3 separate regions of the Homo sapiens genome follow, and regions 1 and 3 are each linked to region 2. A link is a contact called in ENCODE Hi-C or POLR2A ChIA-PET data. All regions are on one chromosome and are shown on one strand. Each heading gives the region's core, a stretch centred on a gene start or an enhancer-like site at or near the end of the contact. The rest is flanking DNA. Distances are from core to core; before and after follow the strand shown.

What was found. Hi-C counts contacts between places; a loop is a spot of excess contacts on that map. ChIA-PET counts read pairs that join two places held with the same protein, here RNA polymerase II (POLR2A). Pooled maps may share reads with other maps.
Region 1: a loop to region 2 is called in a map of Caco-2, with 2.6 times the contacts of the local background. The contact joins two enhancer-like sites. A Hi-C loop is called at or near these places in 3 of 168 maps with a recorded cell type or tissue (Caco-2, PC-9 and endothelial cell of umbilical vein) and 6 of 50 pooled maps. POLR2A ChIA-PET finds 5 or more read pairs at or near these places in 4 of 52 experiments (CD4-positive, alpha-beta T cell, T-cell, activated CD4-positive, alpha-beta T cell and 1 more).
Region 3: a loop to region 2 is called in a map of Caco-2, with 2.1 times the contacts of the local background. The contact joins two enhancer-like sites. A Hi-C loop is called at or near these places in 9 of 168 maps with a recorded cell type or tissue (CD14-positive monocyte, CD4-positive, alpha-beta memory T cell, Caco-2 and 6 more), 14 of 37 single-sample maps with no recorded cell type and 22 of 50 pooled maps. POLR2A ChIA-PET finds 5 or more read pairs at or near these places in 14 of 52 experiments (A673, AG04450, CD4-positive, alpha-beta T cell and 10 more).

Annotation. Positions count from the first base shown.
Region 1 is chr11:96,097,614-96,100,313 of GRCh38, reverse strand. The region is part of intron 1 of MAML2 (mastermind like transcriptional coactivator 2); the gene reads left to right. Among named protein-coding and RNA genes, the nearest start is that of MTMR2, 170 kb to the right of the region's middle. Within about 2 kb of position 1,358, at least 11 of the 41 ENCODE cell types and tissues checked have a DNase peak (open chromatin) inside an H3K27ac peak, as active enhancers do.
Region 2 is chr11:96,219,143-96,221,842 of GRCh38, reverse strand. The region is part of intron 1 of MAML2 (mastermind like transcriptional coactivator 2); the gene reads left to right. Among named protein-coding and RNA genes, the nearest start is that of MIR1260B, 120 kb to the left of the region's middle. Within about 2 kb of position 1,427, at least 12 of the 41 ENCODE cell types and tissues checked have a DNase peak (open chromatin) inside an H3K27ac peak, as active enhancers do.
Region 3 is chr11:96,143,956-96,146,655 of GRCh38, reverse strand. The region is part of intron 1 of MAML2 (mastermind like transcriptional coactivator 2); the gene reads left to right. Among named protein-coding and RNA genes, the nearest start is that of MIR1260B, 200 kb to the left of the region's middle. Within about 2 kb of position 1,363, at least 4 of the 41 ENCODE cell types and tissues checked have a DNase peak (open chromatin) inside an H3K27ac peak, as active enhancers do.

The DNA of each region.
Region 1 (2,700 bases), core at 109-2,608, 120 kb after region 2:
GAAAGAAAAACAACAACAACAATAACAACAAAAAACCCTAAAACATAAAACAACAAACAAACAAAAACACCTCACATGTTTTCTTGAAGGAGTGAAAGTACGAGTTACTGAAATTCATAAGGAAGCATGCCCTGGCTCCATGTCTGCTCCAGTGCTTTCACCCAGGAAGGGCATGGAGTCCAGATGGGGCTTCAACTTGCATCCCAGCTTTGCAGTCCCATCAGGAGGGGCAACAACACTTTGTGTCCATCACAAAGCTTCATACACCCCTTCACTTCTGGTTCACATGAGTGACAATACATTTTCTTCACAGTTCCGGTTCTCAGGGCTTCACATTCTCGTGACTTCAGAGTTTAAAGGAAAATAATCAATGGGCAAGTATGGTGGCTCATGCTTGTAATCTCTATAACCTTTGGGAGGCTGAAGCAGGAGGATTGCTAGAGCCCAGGAGTTCAAGACCAGCCTGGGCAACATGGCAGTACTGCATCTCTACTAAAAAATGTATAAAAATGTCTTTAAAAAAGTAAAAACAAAAGGTAAATAATCACTGAAGCAAAATTCTGGTGGAACCATTAATTTGCTTGTGAATTTGGTATGAAAATATTCCCCACAACCCACAACCTCCTTTTTAGCATTGTTTTACTGCTCCCACTCAATAGTTAGAAGGATCCCGTTTCCCAGGCACTGAGGTCAACGAATAATTATTAAAACACCTAGAATATGCCCAGCATTGTGGTAGGTACTGAAAGAAACTTGGAGAAGTATAAGGCAATGAATGCCCACCCTCAAAGAGCTTAAAATCTGGTTGGGCAAACCTAATTACTGTGTGGCCATAAAATAATATCTAGTAATACAAGGAAGCTCAGATCTTGGTAGGGCCAAATAAGAAGTGAAGATTCTTTCTGTGTTTAGTAAAAAGCCTGACAAACCTATTTTGTGCTAGGACTGGAAAGGCAGAAAGGAATTACTCTCACCTCCAAGTACTTGAGGAGCTAGAATTTACTATTCCTGGATCCTAAACATTTTTACTTCAAGAATCAAATCAAGAGTCATATATTAGCTTTCGGATTGGTCTCTTTCTAATGTTATCTATCCCCAGTCCTATCTCTAATCAGCCATGAGTAAAATAGCCCGAGGAAAGTTTGCAGATGATGGAACCAAGATATTCCCTTGAGTATGTAGGCAGTGGCAGATTTGGTTCTTGTGTTTATGCCTGGTTGAGAAAGACAGAAGTCTACCTGGGGTGAAAAAAAGTGACCTATGGACTGAATTGTTACCTTTGTGTGGCACATTCCCTGTTTCTAGGGCAGCACCGGAGACAAAGAATGCATTTATTTTGTGGAAAGGGATGGGGGCAGGGGAAGAAACAGAAACCAGAGGATTGTGCAATAATGGCATTTTCAAATCCCTCCAGAAAGTTTATGTTTCAAGTCTTTTGGAAAAGTGAAGCATAGCTACTTAAAAAGAAGCAGTTTACTGAGGACCCCAGCCCCAGTTCTGCTGTGCAGGATTTTCCTTGTTCCTAGGCGTTCTCATACCTTCAACCCCAGCTGTTGGGGCAGGCAGGCTACTGTGTCTGGAACCCTGCCCCGGACAGGCCTATGCCTTTCCCCAGCAGAGACCGCAGGCCTCAAATAGCATCTAGGTGTCCAAATGGAAGAATGAGAACAAGGACGGGAGTGAAAAGAAACAGTTTGCTGGATCTCAGCAAAAGAAAGTACAGTGATTTCTGTGTCATCTGCAAACCAGACTGGACTTCCCTTGTTGAAAATCATTCCCAAAACAAGCCCCTTCCTCGGATGGCCAGTGAAAGGGTGATATTAAATGCACAGTCTCATGAATTAAACGTAATTGTGGGGCACAGATTTATCATGCAAAATAAAAAATGCTTCTCACCCACCTAGGTAGTGGGAAAAGTGCAAAGATTGAGTGTAGTGCTGATTGGAAGCCTTTACATCCTGCTGCTGGCTTAATCATCTGCATATTTTCCCTCATGCCAGGGATGATTTGATAGGATATGGTTCAGAACTCTCTCTGGTGCTTAGTAAATCTTTTTGACTGACCGAATGACCTTTGTCTCTTTCCTCTCCTATATTGGAGCCTCAGGAGTGATGGCCTGAACTTTCACCATCAACCTCCCACCAGTGATGTCATCATTCTCTCCTTGCCATCCAACCCCCTGTGTCCCGAATGCCTTTACCTCTGCCCTGTGCTCACAAGGCATCTTCATTCTATTGGACTTTTGTCTTGGCTGTCTGGGCTATCTGTGTCCAGCACACTGTCAGCATTTGGCAAGGTAGAGGCCGAAAGGGAAGACAGCAGTATGGCTAGTGGTTCAGAATTAGGACTTTGGAACGAGACATGTCTGGGCTGGCATCCTGCCTCCATATCTTTACTGTGTAATCTTAATGTCAGGAACCTCAATTTTTTCACTTATGAAATGGGTATATAAGAGCACAAGCCTCAGAGAGCCATGAGATTAAACAAGGACTTACACCACAGAGTGCCTGCCTAGAATAAGCCTTCAGTATACAATAGTTAAGAGGTGAGAGGCTTTCATAGAACATAGGTACCCTTGCCTTTGAAGCCCCTTATTCCTTAAAAAATATTAAAAATTATATTTTATGACCGTGTTGGCAAAAAGATAAATTAATATATTTTGAAACAGTTCTTTAACCTAAAATCTTATTTTTTTCCTTC
Region 2 (2,700 bases), core at 178-2,677:
GCTGACCTTGTTCTTCTGCTCACATCTGCCACATCTGCAAATGTGGCAACATTTTAGCTGTTTTCTATTAACACTGAAGTACTCTGAGAGCTTGGAAATTTTCAAGTGCAAAATCAGGTCCAGAGAACAGTAAAAAAAAAAAAAAAAAAAAAAGCTTGACTGAACTGCCACTCACATCTTCCCTATACTGTGCAGAAGCAAAGAGCTCAATACTGATTTTGGTTTTGTGGTTGAAGGCAACTGCTATGAAACTTCTTAAGTGGTTCATAGTTGTCCATATTTTATCCTTATGATTGAAACAATATTTCCTGCTTTCCCCAGAGTAATAATTTTAAAGGTGGGGTCTCTAACCTCGGGTATAGCCTGGCCTCCACAGTGTTACACTGTTCCCAAAATGACAGGGGATACAAAACAGATGGGTCACACTGCAGGCTGCAGAAGTGGGATTTTGTTCCTGAAGACAAACCCCACACTACAGGAAAGGCCCAGCGCTATCTCTGAGTCTTGATAGGTTTGGAATGACTTTAAAGTTATTAATCAAGAAGTGAATAGGTGGAAACTTGGGAACATGTCCTTCTCTGTGGTTAACAGTGGGAACAGCAAGGCTAATTGCTTTAAGTCTAAATAATCAGAAGCTGTAAACTCTGTCACCCAAACTTCCAGTTTATGTCACTGGCTTTCTGGAGGCTGCATTACAGTGTTGTGGTGGTGAAATTATTATTAATTAATGACCATAGTATTAATAACACTATATACTGTGAACTTATTTTATAGTAATACATCTCCTCAGTGCTCAATAAATACTTGTTGAATAAATACTTTCTCATTAGTTGGTTCAACAAATGCCCATTGAATACCTGTTATGAAAAAGGCACTGGGTACTGATCCAAAAATGAATTTGTTTTAGCCAGAGTCTTCCAAGAGATTAGAGTTTTACAGATATTATCCTGATGAATGAACAACCCAGAAAGGCATCCTCCTTTCAGTTTGATGATGCTTTTTTTTTCACTTTTTATATAAAAGATTTTGAATTTGCTATTTTGAAAAATCCAGTAGAGGTTTCAGAGGATGTATTTGAAACTTGTATTTTTTTAAATCTATGTCTGACTGTTAAGGAAATTGTACTTTTTTCCAAGTTACTCTATTACCTATAATACAACCAGAAATAAAATGTTAAAAACTCAAGCTCATGCATACCCAAGGATGACAAAAAAAATTCTGCATGTATAAGAACACTTTACATTGCATTTTGTAACAACTTGCAAAGAAGATAAATAATATGTATGACTCCAGATTGCAGTAAACAGACTCCCACTTAGCTTAGCTTTTAAGTTATGCAACTTCCTCACTGATGACTTAGAAAAAAATAAAGAGGCAGCAAATAGTCAATAAAGAGTAAGGCAGGAAGCATGTGCTGACTCTGAGTCCCAGGAGGGCTCACCATGTCCGGTGCCACTAGGGAAACAAATCTCTAAGGCAGTTGAAATTTTCCTGCTTCTCACATAATCCCAAGCAGAGCACAAGGCAGTGGCTTAAATCTGCAGGTTTAAAGGAGCACAGAGAAAGAGAAATAAGAGAATGAAATCTGTACCCTAAGAGAGTGAAGGAGGGTCACTCATTTGTTTACAGGCAGTGTTCCCCCACCCCCTTCTCTAGACAGCAAGGAATTTGGAGCCTCTGTCAACTCTCAGGCAAAGATCCTTTGATCAATTCACGTAGGGCCTGATAACGCATGGACACTGTGGGAGATTAAAAGAAGATAGTAATATTAATATAAAGATCATGGCAATGATAACAACATGCCACCATTTAGTGTCTTTGTGTTTCCCAAGAGTTAACACTATACATGCATCAACTCATTTAATACAACATGATGAAATAGTCTCATTTTACTGAGGGATTAAAAATAATAAACTGATGGCTGAGTATGTTGGCTCACACCTGTAATCTCAGCACTTTGGGAGGCCGAGGTGGGCAGATCACAAGGTCAGGAGTTCGAGACCAGCCTGACCAACATGATGAAACCCCATCTCTACTAAACATACAAAAATTAGCTGGGTATCGTGGCAGGTATCTGTAATCCCAAATGCTCAGGAGGCTGAGGCATGAGAACCACTTGAACCCAGGAGGGTGGAGTTGCAGTGAGCCGAGCTTGTGCCACTGCACTCCAGCCTACATGACAGAGTGAGACCCTGTCTCAAAATAATAATAATAATGAACTGAGACTCAGAAAAGATGTTTGTTCAGGGTTACAAAGCTCAGACAGGACAGGGCAGCATTGGAAACCAAAATTGGTCTGACTCCTAGGCTCATGCTGTAAATCACGGTGCAAGGCTTCTACTATCTATGTTTTTCCTAAAAGAATGTATAAATGAAAAGATGGTTAACATATTAAGCAAAATATGTTAAACGTCAAATGAACTGTATAAACGATAAATGCTGGAGAGTTGAGGTGGCAAAGAACTCATGCCCGAGGTGATCTGGGAAGGCCTCTTGAACAAGGTGGAATTATAGCTGGTTTTTGAAGAATCCGAAAGTGCTTAGATTGAAAGGTGAGACATGTACAGGAATGGTTTCTAAGATGTCATATTTTATCTCTGTCCTCATCTTGACTGGCACTAATGAACATCAAAGATTTCAACCTAAATACATTGAGTGCCCAGTATGTGAAGGGCCTTATTTATGTTGTTTTAAAGCTTT
Region 3 (2,700 bases), core at 114-2,613, 75 kb after region 2:
CTGAGTACCTATCTCATGGCAAGTATTTGAGGTCCTTTACACAGAGATTTCATCTAATCCTCAAAGTAAACTATGATATGGTGTGATCAGCTCACACAGTTGAAGATGCTGAAGGTCAAAAATGTTAGACAACAGACTCATAACAGCTGGCAGGTGATATATCTTAGATTTGGACTCAGCCCTTTCTGACTCTGAGTCCCATGGTTTGTCCCCTGTCCTGCCTCCCCGATTCACTGCTAATAGCAATATTGTATACAATTCTTAAAAATCATTTCAACTATGAGCAAGTAGTGAGTACATATAGCCAGACTGGCCCTGAGCATGGTTTCTCATTTTCTCTTGTCAAAACCTACCAGATCTCATGGCCTGCTCAAGGATCCCAAGAGATGGAATTCCTTATAAGAAACCTATCTGGTTTCCTTCAAATAGTTAAGCTCCTGCTACCAATAATATTATAAAAATTATATCCTGAGGGTGCTCTTATGTAAGATACCATGCTACCACAATGATATGGATATATAAACCTTTTCCCTCACTTTGTGGTTATAGGAGTAGATTGAAAATCATCCATATTTTATGTGATCATACTGCATGTCACAATGTTTGTGTGTGGCACACACACGTGTAAGTATACAATTTTTTTTTTTGAGACGGAGTCTTGCTCTGTCACCCAGGCTGGAGTGAGGTGGCATGATCTTGGTTCACTGCAACCTCCGCCTCCCAGGTTCAAGCAATTCTCCTGCCTCAGCCTCCCTAGTAGCTGGGATTACAGGCACCCACCACCATGCCCGGCTAATTTTTTGTATTTTTAGTAGAGACGGGGTTTCGCCATGTTGGCCAGGCTGGTCTCGAACTCCTGACCTCAGGTGATCCGCCTGCCTTGGCCTCCCAAAGTACTGGGATTACAAGCATGAGCCACCACGCCCGAACAAGTATACAATTTTTAAAAGCCCTCACACATCATGATTTTATCAGGACAGTCCCTTTAATAACTTAGGAAACTGTTAGAGGATTTATTTTAACACAACAAGTAACAGGTTACACAGCTAATAAGTGAAAGAGACAGGACCAGAACCCACACGTCTTAACACCTAGACAAATATTTCTTCCACTGTGCCAGGCAGTTGAAAATTCCCAGCCTTATCATGTGCTCTTCATCTTTTCCCTAAAAATTCACAAGGCAGCATGATGTTATCTGACTTATCACTCACTGTAAATATTTTAGCATTTAAATGAGGAGGCAGAGTAAAGAGAAAAATGTTTCTGTAGAGATTTTTGCAGAGATAGAGAGTTCTTGGTCTCCATCCAAGGATCTTGAGCGTTTAATGAGACTACTGTCCACGAGTTGGTACAGGGTTTAGCAATATCATGGTAGCTATTTGGCGGCTCATGGTCTTCCTCAAGGTCTCCAAAGGGAAAACAGGAAGCAAGGCTTAGTTCTAACAGAAGCTGGACTCTGGTCTTAGCCCTAAATAAAGCATGCCACCTCTCTGAGCTTCAGTTTCACTATTTTTAAAATGAAGGTAATAATTCCTGTTTGCCCAACCCACAGACTTGTTTTTGAGAGTCCAGTGAGGTAATGCATGTGAAACTTCCTTGAAAACCATTAGTATTAAATGCCATACAAATGTAGGGATTATTATTAATATTATTAATGGATCACAAAGATTCCATAGCACTGAGAAAATGATGAAATGAAAATAATCCAATGCATTGGAAGTTGATCAGGGCAGCCTTCACTCCAAATTACCTTTGACTTGTCCCCTGTCACTCCCTAGAATCTAAAATGAGGAAAGTCATTTCTCTTCCACGGGATTTGTATAAGAGTGAAACAAAATGTCTGTGAAATACCTAGAGTAGTACTTGGTATATATCTGGCCTCTTTTCTAAAACTTCCCGAGATGAAACCCTATCTCTCATCAGATAGCCTGCCAGATGATCTAACACAGGATAGCAAGTATTCTTATTATTTGTTACTGTTTCTATTATTCTCAATTTAAACCACTTCCTATAATTTCACAGTAAAAACAGAGCCATTCATCAGATAATAAGCCCAGTGGTCTCTCTCTTCTAATCTTCTAAGGTCAGCTACATGGAGGGGAAGGGGGCAGGTAGCACAAATATCTGAGGAATTATATAGGGATTGAGGGCCCTAAATCCATGAAAAAGAGCTGATTAATTCCTCTACATATGGTTGAACAGAACCCACTTCTACCACTTACTCTATTCGTCCCAACCTGCCTCCCTCTTCTCCCCTCATTCTTGGCTTACTGGAAGATTTAACCATAGCTAAGCATGCTAGTCAGCAATGGATTATAGACACTGAGTTTCTTTCTCAATAAGCATTCTTAACTACATTATAAAAATTCTTCTCTAGATGTACGTATTTGTTTAAAGTCCTTTGAGACTCTAATTAATGTTACTCAGCATCTTCCCAGCAATGTGATCCCAGTTGCTAATTGTTTTACCTGGTTAGTAAAAGGTCTTATCAGTTAGGCTGCAGAATTGAGACGAGAACTCCCAGCTCTGAATAAAAAGCCCAAGCTCATTTCTTTATGTCATACTTCCAGCCATGAAATTATTAGACTCCTATAAACTCATCATTTCAATTGCTGTCCTGTTCCTTCATTCTCTACCAGACCTCCCAAGCAAGAACTCCAGGATGATACTTAGTGCAATTGTGCTAACATCTTCAAACAC